2 separate regions of the Homo sapiens genome follow, and region 2 is linked to region 1. Evidence: chromatin contacts called from ENCODE Hi-C data. All regions are on one chromosome and are shown on one strand. The core of a region is the stretch at or near the end of the contact, and the rest is flanking DNA. Distances in the headings are between cores, read along the strand shown.

What was found. Hi-C counts contacts between places; a loop is a spot of excess contacts on that map. Pooled maps may share reads with other maps.
Region 2: a loop to region 1 is called in a pooled map, with 9 times the contacts of the local background. The contact joins the promoter of BHLHE23 here to the promoter of GATA5 in region 1. A Hi-C loop is called at or near these places in 1 of 168 maps with a recorded cell type or tissue (lower leg skin), 1 of 37 single-sample maps with no recorded cell type and 5 of 50 pooled maps.

What each region holds. Positions count from the first base shown.
Region 1 is chr20:62,471,574-62,477,257 of GRCh38, forward strand. GATA5 (GATA binding protein 5) reads right to left here and starts at 4,422. Exons shown (of 7, transcript NM_080473.5): 1 at 4,357-4,422; 2 at 3,426-3,969; 3 at 1,830-2,005. The coding sequence starts at 3,948. RefSeq lists an enhancer at 2,030-2,690.
Region 2 is chr20:63,002,309-63,008,306 of GRCh38, forward strand. It overlaps BHLHE23 (basic helix-loop-helix family member e23), which reads right to left and starts at 4,656. Exons shown (of 1, transcript NM_080606.4): 1 at 3,619-4,656. The coding sequence starts at 4,466. The coding sequence ends at 3,741. RefSeq lists enhancers at 1,537-2,050, 4,375-5,080, 5,081-5,788.

The DNA.
Region 1 (5,684 bases), core at 3,172-5,671:
GTGTGTGCCATCGTGACTGGCTAACTTTTAAATTTTTTGTAGAGACCTGGTCTCCCTATGTTGCCCAAGCTGGTTTCGAACTCCTGGGCTCAAGTGATCCTCCTGCCTTAGCCTCCCAAAGTGCTGGGATTACAGGCATGAGCCATTGCACAGGACCAATTTATTTATTTTTAGAGACAGAGTCTCCCTCTGTTGCCCAGGCTGGAGTGCCTTGGTGTGATCATAGCTTACTATACCCTTGAACTCTTGGGCTCAAGTGATCATCCTGCCTCAGCCTCCTGAGTAGCTGGGACCACAGGTGTGTGCTACCATGTCTGACTAATTTCTTTTTTTTTTTTTTTTTTAAATTTTTAGTGGAGATGGGTTCTTGCTATGTTGCCCAGGCTGGTCTCGAACTCCTGAGCTTAAGCAATCCTCCTGCTTCAGCCTTCCAAAATTCTGGGACTATAGGTATGAGCCACCGTGCCTGGCCCCTAACCCCTTCTTAACCTCAGTGGTTAACCCCTCAGTGAGGGCCACGTGGACGCCAGGCTGGAACAGCACACCTGGGAGCACAGGCAGAGTCACAGCGGCACACAAGCCAAGAGGGGGATGGACTCCTAGGAGCCTTCCCTCCGAGAGGCAGGCATGGGAGGAGGCTGGGCCTGCAGAGCCCCAGGCCCTAGGCCAGCTCCAAGGAAGAGAAGTGACGGCCGCCCCCGGCCTGTGGTCCTGCTTCCCACCACCTGCTCCACTGGGACCTCCCACGCTCAGGTCCTGGTCCCCCACAGCCCAGGGCCCCAGGATTTCCCCTCAGCCTGTAACTGAGGGATGTTCAGAGCTGCACCGGCATAGCACGCGAATCCAGGCATCTAGAACAGCCACCCGGCAAGGACAGCGGCAGGAGGGCTGGCCTCCACCCAGGGTGACGGCGGGAGCTGGCTGATCGACCCCGCACGGAGTCCACACCACCAGCGGAGGAGGACTTGGTGCCCAGGAACATACCCTTGCTCAGCCTTCTGACCCAGGTGCCACTGTGGCCTCCCCAATTTTAGATAACTTGCAAACGACATCAACACCCCAAATCCTTATTTGTACAATTACTCGAAAGTAAAGGTTTGCCTGGGGAAACGTATAGAACAAAGCAACTTTCAGCCTCTTCCAGCCTCTGGGGACTGTGCCCTGCCTGGGGCAAAAGTCCAGGCTCCGGAGTCCCCCACTCCCTGCTCAGCCACAAGCCAGGAAGAACCAAAAGTGAAAACAAGTTTAGCCCATGAGGCAGAGGACAGGCATAAACCTGGTGTCCCTGCGGTCCCTGAAATATGGGTAGAAAGTGCTCCCCGAGGGGACTACAGACCCAAAGACTCTCCAGTTTCAGATTTCAAGGCCCTTCAATCAAGTATCCAGCAGCCACCTTCCCTCAAGCCTCATCCCAGGTAGGGTCACCTTGAGGCCTCCGAGACAGGGCCAGGCCACAGCCAGCCACCACCGACTCGTAGGGCTGAGCTCCTGGCTCCTGGCAGCAGGCCTTCTTGGACCCAGCACTCAGCTGAGCCTGGCTGACACCGTTGCTCCAGAGCCTGGGCTCCTGGCCCCCAGAGCGCTCCAGGGCTGGGCGCTATGAGCTGGTGGCCCCTGGCATCCCCACTGGGATCCCCTGCCCTGCCCTGAGCGCTCTCAAAGAAGACCTGAGCCGGCCTGACCTGACCCACCGGGGCGGGCACCCAGGCTGTTTTTGGGACACTCCCTACCCCCTACCCCAGGGGCTCTGGTGTCACCTGGGTGGATTGCAAGAGGTCCCCTCGGGGGAGCACTGCGCCCAGGCGCCCCTCTGCCCAGCCCGAACTCACCAGGCGCTTCTGAGGCCGAACGAGCGGCCGGTTGACGCCATTCATCTTGTGGTAGAGGCCGCAGGCATTGCACAGGTAGTGGCCGGTGCCGTCTCGGCGCCACAGCGGTGTGGACAGGGCCCCGCAGTTGACACACTCACGACCCTCACCCGGGAACTCCTCCAAGAAGTCGGACACTGAGGGGACAGGCAGCTGGTGGGCCCGGGCCCTCCCCTCCCCAGGATCCTCCCCAGCTCATGGGCCGGCACCCTCCCCTCCCCAGGAGCCTGGCGGCTTTCGTCAGACGAATAAACTTAAGGCACAAATCTTGTGCCTTAGATGTATTTTATTTTAAAATTTATTTGCTTACTTCATCTTATTTTTAAATTTTTAATTCACATACGATAAAATTCGCTAGGGTTGGTTTTTCGAGGATGGGGTGTTAATAAACAGAACCTGAAGACAGACACCTGGGACTCCCGGCTCCGGGACCGGGGGCCAGCACTGGCCTCTGCCTGTTTGACCTGCTGGGAAAGCAGGGTGTCTACACTGGCGGGGGAGGTGGATGAAGTGGTGTCTACACTGGCAGGGGAGGGATGAAGGGGCTTTATCTGGCAGACACTCTTGGGCGCCCCTGGGCTCTCCTGGGAACGCTAACCCCGCTGTCCTCCTGTTCTGCAAAGCGGGTCCATGACAGGGGTGGGGGGTTGGGAGGGTGGAGGAGGTGCCTTCTGTCAGCTTGGCTGTGGTCGCAACCAGTGTCCTTCCTTTAGAAGGCCAGCCCCGCCTCACAGCCCCCTGGGGCCGGGCTTCGCACACTGTGCGGCTGGGGGTGGAGGTCTTCCTGGTCCCCTCCAGGCCCGGCCCGGCGCCGGCGCGAGGGAGGCCCGGGCGCCGAGTGGGGGTGGGGCAGGGATCAATCATCGCCCCGCCGGGGGTGGGCGCCAGCAGCCGGGCTGTCCAGGGAGGCGGGGGCCAGGGGTCCTGCGGATGCCGCTGCGCCCGCTTCCTGCGCCAAAGGGCCGGCGGGGTCCCAAAGGCAGCTCCGGAGCTGGGTGTCGAGGCCTCCAAGGTCCCGGAGGGACGGGATGGGCCCCTGCGGAGCTCAGAGGAGCCGCCTTCGCCAGAAAGTGACTACGCTGCAACCGGGAAGAGCCGCTCCCCTCACAGGCCGAGAATCCGATTCTCCAAACTGATACTCGGGAAGCGACTGAAACCAGGTCTCAAATTAAAATCAGTAAACGTCCTAGAACCGAGACGAATGTGGCCACTTAAATAAACCGATGTTTTGGGCTTTATAAAAATCGTTTCCAAAACTTTTCAAAAACAAAAACAAAAACGATTAAGACTTTTGAGGCTCCACATTGGCACAATCCGGAATGCTGTTTGGAAATAGATGTTCCTTCTCATTAACAGGTTAAAACAGAATTCTGGATGGGTGTTTCCCGTGCGGGGTGTTACCCAGGTTTACTCGTCTCGCCCCGGGGCTGCTGGTGTCGCTCCTGGCAGGGAGGCTCGGACCGTGGGGGAGGATGAGGGGAGCGTTTCGCAGGGTGCGGGTTTGCACCCGGATTCGGCCGCTCCTGGGCCCCGAGACTGTGGAGCCCCCGCACTCACCGAAGGTGGGCCTGCGGCCTGGGAGGCCGTGCAGGACGCTGCCATCGAAGGGCCCGGCAGTCCAGGACTGGGCCACGTCGGGGCTCACGTAGGCCGGGTAGGTGGCGGAGTACGAGGTCCCCACCGGCCGCCCAAGCGGGGCCGCGAACTGTTCTCGAGGCAACAGCGCGCCCTGGTAGGCACTGCCGTCTCGGCCCCCCGCGCTGCCGCCGCTGCCGGGCCCCGAGGGGCTGTGCGCGAAAGGGAAGGCGGTGGCCCCGGGCGGGTGCGCGGCTGGGGGGTGCGGACTGCCCGGGCCGAAGGCCGACGAATCCGCGGTGGCTGTCTGCGCCCAGCCGGGGCGCGCAGCGAGCTCGGGGGGCTGCGGGCTCGGCTCACACCCGGACAGGTAGGACAGCATCGAGGGGACGCGCGCCGGCGGCACAAACATCGGAGAGCCGGCGCCCGGAGCGTGCAGGAAGGAGCCCGAGTCGGCGTAGGCGGCCTGGCGGGGGCTCGCGGCCAGCGCCAGGCTCTGGTACATCCTCCCAGGCGTGGTCTTGACCTGCAGGGAAGAGGGACAGGTGTGGAGGTCACGGGAGCTCTGCGCCCTCCGCCAGCGCCCGAGCTTATGCCGGGCAGGTGCCGCCGCTTCGGGCAGCGCTTCCCAGTCCCCAGCCCGGGACGTTCGCGGGGCGGGTCCCCGAACCCGAGGGAGAGGAACCGCGGGGATGGGAGAGGCCAGCGCGTCATCCCCGGGGCAGTCACAACGCCGAGCCCACCTCCTCCCCGACCGGGCTTCGGAGGTCCCCGGGGTGAGCTCGGTGGGGGCCTGGGAAGGACGGGCCTGGCGCGGCCGCAGGACGCAGGGCCTGGAGAGCGGGGCCCCGCCGCGCTGGGAGGGGCCGGGTGGGGAGGGGCGCGCGGCTGCAGCCCGGGCTGGAGCACTCACCAGCGGGCAGGGAGGGCGGCAGGGCACGGCGGTGGCGGTGGGTCGGCGACCGGCGGGCCGAAGACTGGAAGCCCGGGCCGCTGAGGCTCCGCAGCCCCCTCCGCGCCGCCCCGGCCCGCCCCCGCCGCGCCGCCCCTTCCCTCCCCGCGCCCGCCCCTTCTTCCCCGCAGGGTCAGCGCTGGGGCTCCGGCCGTAGAGCCACGTGACCCTGGCAGGCCCTGCTCGCGGGGCTTGGCGACAAGGACGCACGACACGGGGCGGCCAGCGCGGAGCCCGGACCAGTGCAGCTAGACGGGCGGGCCGAGGGCTTCGTGGGCCCCGGGGAGTCGGGCGCAGAGACTTCTCCAAGTTTGTGCGAGTCCCGAGCCCTCTGCCTCCCTGCCCCGGCCCCCGCCGAAGGCTGGCCTAAAGACGGGCTCCGTGTCTGGTGGCTGAGTCGGTGATCCCGGCCCCGCTCACCGATGGACACGCGGCGGTGGAACCCCGTGGGCCCCCTCGTTGCGTGGCCGCACCCGGGGCTCGGTGCAGGGAACCGGCTTCCATAGGGACGGCCGGCTCGGGTCGCTGGACTGGGACGGGGTGCACTGGCGGGAGCCCCGCGATTTCCTCGGTTTCTGAGCAAGCGGGGCCACAAGGCTCGGGGTCCCAGTGGGAGGTGGGCAGGGTCCAGCCTCTAAGGCCCGATCTGGGTGCCAGGCTCGAAGGCCCCAACCCCGGTGGGGCTCTCAGCCGGCTCTCGGGGACTCGGGAAGAGTTTCCTCCAGGCGCCAGAAATGCGTGTGGGTAGGAGGCGACCCAGGTCAGGGAACCGTGTCCCGCTCGCACTCCCGGTGAGGGCTGCATGGAGGCGCCGCTGCCGCGGAGCAGCTCCGCAGGTTGCGGGAAACGGAACGGCGGGCTCGGAGCACACCGGGTGGACCCAGGCTTGGCGGCCATGAAAGTTCTTTTTTTCTTTTTTTCTTTCTTTCTTTCTTTCTTTCTTTCTTTCTTTCTTTCTTTCTTTCTTTCTTTCTTTCTTTTCTTTCTTTCTTTCTTTTTTCTTTCTCGGAGCACACCGGGTGGACCCAGGCTTGGCGGCCATGAAAGTTCTTTTTTCTTTCTTCCTTCCTTTCTTTCTTTCTTTCTTTCTTTCCTTCCTTCCTTCCTTCCTTCCTTCCTTCCTTCCTTCCTTCTTTCTTTCTTTCTTTCTTTCTTTCTTTCTTTCTTTCTTTTCTTTCTTTCTTTCTTTCTTTCTTTCTCGGAGCACACCGGGTGGACCCAGGCGTGGTGGCCATGAAAGTTCTTTTTTCTTTCTTCCTTCCTTCCTTCCTTCCTTCCTTCCTTCCTTT
Region 2 (5,998 bases), core at 3,406-5,905, 530 kb after region 1:
ACTCAGGAGTTCAAGACCAGCCTGGGCAACATAGGAAAACACCGTCTCTACGAAAAACAAATTAGCTGAGCGTGGTGGCGCTCGTCTATAATCTCAGTTACTCAGGAGGCTGAGGCAGAAGAACAGCTTGAACCCAGGAGGCAGAAGTTGCAGCGAGCAGATATCGCACCACTGCACTTCAGCCTGGGCAACGGAGTGAGACTCCGTCTCAAAAAAAAAAAAAAAAAGAACAGGTCTTGATCTGTGAGTCGCTCAAGCAGCAGCCAGCAGGGCCCACACCTTTACTCTGTGGCCTTGTAATCCGCTTTCTCCCGTTTCCTAGGCTTGGGTGTGGTTGGCGCGTGTGAGGCTGGAGGGGCATGTGGACCCAGTGACTCAGTGGGCACAGCCTCTGCCTTTCCTGCTGCCGGCCCAGGCCCCAGCCACAGCCCCAGCCCCAGCCCGCACTCCGGAGAAAGGCTCGATGAATCAGGATTGGAAAAGAAACAAGGATGGGACATTTCCTATTTGCCCAGCTCTAGAATGGACTCCTTAAGTCCATAGGCATTTCCTGGTTATTATTAAACAAAGAGAAAGAAGCAAGGAGTACTTTGCGTGCTTGGTGTTTTCACGGCCGAGAGCTGCAAAACCCGAGGCTGCCAAACCACGCGTGGCCACTGAGCACTGAAACGCATTGGAACATGGCTGGTATGAACTGAGCTGGGCTTTAAACACATGCTGGAACTTGAAGACTTAGTGCCAGGAAAGTAAAATATCGAATAACTTTAAATATGGATGACACACTGAAATGATATTTTGGATGTATTGGGATAAGTATTAAGTTATCAATAAAAATAATTTCATCTGCTTCTATTTCCTTTTTTAATATGGCCACTTGAAAATGTAAAATTCTACACATGACCACGTTCTCTCCCTACAGCAACACTGGTCACGGGGTGGTGTGAACACCTCGGTTCTGGGGACGCTGCCTCCCACCTCCCACAGCCTGCACATCTCTACCTAGAAGGAATCTAAAGGTGAGCATCTTAGCCAGACGTGGTGGCTCAGCCTATAATCCCAGCACTTGGGAGGCCGAGGCAGGCAGATCACTTGAGGTTAGGAGTTCAAGACCAGCCTGGCCAACATGATGAAGCCCCATCTCTACAAAAAAATACAAAAATTAGCCAGGCGTGGTGGCGCACATCTGTAGTCCCACCTACTAGGGAGGCTGAGGCAGAAGAATCGCTTAAATCCGGAAGGCAGAGGCTGCAGTGAGCCAAGCCAAGATGGTGCCACTGCACTCCAGCCTCCGTGATGGAGCGAGACTCTGTCTTAAAAAACAAAACAAAACAAAACAACACAGTGAGCGTCTTGAAAAGCTCAGCTGGAAGCAAAGCTCTTTCGTGTTTGGTTCCTCCCTGAGTGTTGGGGGAAGGGTGGCTCCTGGTGGGTGGTGACGGTGAAGTTCTTTCCCGGTGATCCCCAGCCATTCTCAACACACCTGCAGGAGCACAGCCGTCAGAGAAAAGACGAGCAGCCCCCCACGTTTCTCGGGAGCCACGGGCTTGCACAGGCACCCACGTGGGTTCTGCTTTGCTGTTTGCCAGATGTGGGCACACAGGCCGTGGAGGGCTGTCTTGGAATGAGAAGATCCTTGGGCAAATCTGAGAAAGGCCAGATGACACTGTGATTGCCCAGGTGGCTTCGCGAGCAGCCACTGCAGAGAAGGCGAGCTAATTCTCCGAAACACTCCACTCCACTCAGGCCAAGTGAGAAGCATGCAGACGTTTGTAGAACAGTAGACACACAGCTTTGTCATGTACAAAAAAGTTTAAATGTAACTTGAATTTTTATTTAAATTAAGTAATCGGAAGAATTTTTGATTAGTGAAGTGGTTTTTTCAAAAACTTATTCTCCACCCAAAGAGAGAAAGAGAGATTTTTTTCCTCTGCCCTTTTCCTTATGATTTCACACATGTGCTATAATAAGTGGTTGCTTTTAGATGAGTTTTAGCATCTCAGAGACTCTTCAGACTCTGGTTTCGAGTGGACACAAGTATCTGAAAATTGAAATTATTGTGAATTCAGCTACAAATGAACACTATTTCACTTGATATTAAAATTTAACCATATTATTTTTATAAAATAAATGGCAATAAAATGCTTTATTCTGAATATAAATGATGTACCAATGTCTCTGATTTTAACCAGAATAAACACCCCTGTTTCAAATTCTGATAAGCAGGTAATTTATTTAAGATCACGTTGAAATGACCCTAGAAGTGAAGGGCATTTGAGTTTCCAGCTTTCCCACTTTATCTAAAAGGGGAAAAACGGTGTCTGGCACTCAGCTTTTCGAATGTGCAAAACTGATAAACTAGTCTGTTAGGGGAAAAAAAAAAGACAATGAAGAAATAAAAGTGGAAATTAGCAGAAACCAGTATTAGGCATATGTCTTTATGAATAAGACTTAACCATACACTTGATTTTGCAAGTACAGAAGGCCCTGTGGAATGTATTAATCAGAGTTAAACGCTGTAGACAGGCGCGTTGCAGGGCGGCGGCCCTCTCCCCTTGGCATTACCGACAGCCGAGGAAATTGGGTTAATAAAGCCGGATACTGCGGCGGGGCCGCGGGGCGCAAACCGGCGCGGACAGATGGGTCCCCGGGGGCACCCTGCCCGGCTCCCTGGATCCCGGATGGTGGCAGAGCTGGGAGCTGCGCAGGACGGGCACTGCGCAGCGCATCTCCGTTCACACCCGGCGGGGCACGGGGCCCGCAGCAGCTTACTCACCCGTAGCCCGGCCTCCTCCCTCGGAAGGGAGAGGGGATCGGTGGGGAGGGGGTTTGCTGGACACCAGGGCTAGACGGGGCCCTCCCCTGACCGTCAGGGTTAAGTAGGGCGCGGGCTGTGAGGACCCTCCTCCACGCAGCCCCCCGAGGCAGAGGGCCCGCAAAGCGGTCTCCATCCAACTCCACCCCGCGGACGTCCCAGGCAGCGGATGGCGGCGGGGGGGGGAGGCCAGGGGACATTTAGGGGACAAATTCCTCAGACTTCGAGGCAGCCGGCGACGGCGTCCAATTCCCAAATAAATAGAACAAACTCCTACTTGGAAAAGGCCTTCCCCGGGGTCTTCCTGCGCCCGCGGTCCAGCTCCTCTGCAGACGGCCATCGTGGGCTCTCCGCAGGGCTGCGGAGTCTCGGAGTCACCGAGGTGGGAGGTGCCGGCCACGCGCGTCCTCAGGAACAGAGCACTGCCCTGCAGTTTAGCACGAAGGGCCGGCTGGAGCGGGAGCGCGAGGCCCACTGCAAGAGGATCAGGAGCCAGTAAGTCCGGCTTTTCTTCGTCTCCACCTTTCGTGCGCCCGGGGCCAGGACCGCCTGTCCGGAATCTGACCAGTGCCCGTCCTCGCCGTGGCCCTGGGACCCCGCGGTGGTCTTCTTTTGGGGACGAACGGCAGTGCCCGAAGGATGCTCTACCCACCCCCGTTCCTAGACTTGCTGGGTCCCGACAATACCCAGTGGGTGCCGCGAGTTCCCGGGCGCAGAGTCCAGCGTCCGGCTCTCGAGCTCAATCCCGCGCCCCGACGGCCTTGGCGCTTCCCGCTGCGCTAAACTGTCCACCGCGCACAGGCTGGAAGCGAAGTCGGGCCCCCTCCTCCTGGTCTGCAGGGTCCCTCCAGGCCTTTCCTGTCCGGGCAGAGAGACAGTCACAGGGGCGATCGGAGGACGCGTGCGGGAGGGCCGGGGGCCCGCGCGGTCACGGCTTCTCGTGACAGTGTTTGCAAAGCGCGGAGGGCGTCCCGGAGAAGGCGGCGCACTTGTCAGGGCAGGGCCCCAGGGCGGCGCCTGCGGAGAAGGGGCACACAGTGGCCTGGCCGAAGGGCGTCAAGGGCGCGGCGTTTACGGGCGCGGCCAGGCCCTGGCCCTGGTTGAGGAAGGCCACCAGGCGCCGCATCTCGTCCAGGGCCTGCGCCTGCATGAGGATATAGTTCTTGGCGAGCAGCAGCGTGGCGATCTTGGAGAGCTTGCGCACCGACGGGCTGTGCGCGTAGGGGATGACGGCTCGCAGCCCGTCCAGCGCGTCGTTTAGGTCGTGCATGCGCCGCCGCTCGCGCGCGTTGATGCTGAGCCGCAGAGACCGCTGCTCTCGCGGCCGCCGCCGCCCGTCCGCCGCGCTCCCTGGCCCGCGCCGCCGCCGCCGCTGCTCGAAGGCGTCGTCCTCGTCCCCGCTCTGTTCGCCGCTGCTCTCCGCCGCCTGAGCTGGGGCGCGAGGTGCAGGCGCCGCGGGGAGGTCGCCGCCCGGGCCCGGAGTGCCGTAGCCGCGGGCCGCTTCGGGTTCTCGCGCCGCCCCGTAGGCGAGACCCGCAGCCGCCGCCGCGTAGCCGTGGCTTAGTGCCAGGTACGCGTCCCCCGACAGCGACTTGAGCTCGGCCATGGCCGCGCCGCCTGGGCTCGGGGGCTCGCCGGGTGGGCGGATGCTCATGTGGGTGAGCAGCCCCCGAGGCCGGCCCGAGCCCGCCGCTGCCGCTGCCGCTGCGATGAGGCTCCCGGCTCTGCGCGTCGGTCTGGCTTGCCTGCGGGTCCCAGAGCCTCGGCGCCCGCTGCCTCCTCCGCCTCTTCCTTCTCTCCCACCTCCTCTCCCTCCCAGCCGCGACGCGCAGGGGGCGGGCTCTACCTCCCCCTCGCCCCCGCTTCGGTTTTAAGCCGCGGAGGCGCCCGGTGGGACCTCGCTGCTGTCCAATCAGGGGGGACCGGGTGAGCTCCTCTTCCTGGAGCCGGGCTCCACCAGCGCCGCAGGCTCACAGGCCGGGGGTGGGGGCTCTGGACCGAGGGGCGGCGCGGGGCGGCGCGGGGCGGCGCGCGCGGTCCTGGAGCGCTAGTACTTGCTTCTCGACTCCCCGGCCGCCGCCTCCGGCCGCCCCGGGGATTCCGCCACCAAACGCACGCGTCCCAGGTGGGCACCCGCCTCGGTCCGTCTTTGAGTCTGACCCTAGCGCAAGAGTCCCTGGCGACACGCAGGGGCCAGAGCGGGGGGGCGCGCCGCAATAGCAGCAGCGCCAGCGCCAACACCCTGTCCCGCTGAGGGGCCGCTTCGGGTCGGGGTCAGGGTCGTGGGCGCTCTGGTGCAGCCGCGGCGCAGCGTGTACCCGGAGCCCGCACACTCCCTGCTCGGGGCGCCCTGTGGCCAGGCTTGAGGGGCAGAGTGAGAGGGAGTTTCTAGAACCTGTTGAAAAACGCCACGAGCGTTGCAGGCCGGGGAGGGCGGGAAGGTGGAGGGCAGCGCGGCCTGGGGCTCCCCGGGGGTGGGAGGGGAGCTCTGTGAGCTGCAGGACCGCCTCTTCCCTGCCAGCCGCTTCCTGGGCATCTATCAGCGAAACGCGTGAGGCTTGGTGGGCTTTCCCGGAGCCTCCGAACCCCTGGGGTCCAGCCACACTGGATGGGAATGTGGCCAGCCTCGGACTCGCCTTTTCAGTCCTCTTCCAACCCCGCATGAAGGCCAGAACCCCAGCCCTTCTCCCAGGTGGGAACCTGCCTGGAGGCCCGGCCGAGTGCTGAGGCTAGAGTGTGCTGAGGGATAGTGGCTTCTCCGGTCCTGGCTTGGGTGGGAGACTGGGCCACCCTGGCCTATGGCACGAGGTGGAGCGGCCCGTCGGGCCCTTCTGTGTGACCTGGGAAGGGCCGCATACCCTCCCTGTTCTCCAGGCTCCGCCCCAGGAGGAGCCACAGCGATGGGGCAGTGTGCGCAGCCCCGGGAGGGGAGTGGGAGCTGCACGTGTGTGGGGCGGATGTGCTGTCTGGAAGGTTCTGGGAACGCAGCAGTGACCGGCCTGTCCGGTGGTTCCCTGCCAGGTGCGGGGTGTGAGGAGACAGATGCATGGATAAGTCTCCGTGGGAAACTCAGGCCTTTGTCCTGGCGGAGGGGAATGGGTCTGAGGCAGCCTCTGCCGGGCTGGCGGCCTGTCTGGCTGCGCGTCCTGCAGCACCGGCCTCACCCCCAGCACACGCCCGCCAGGA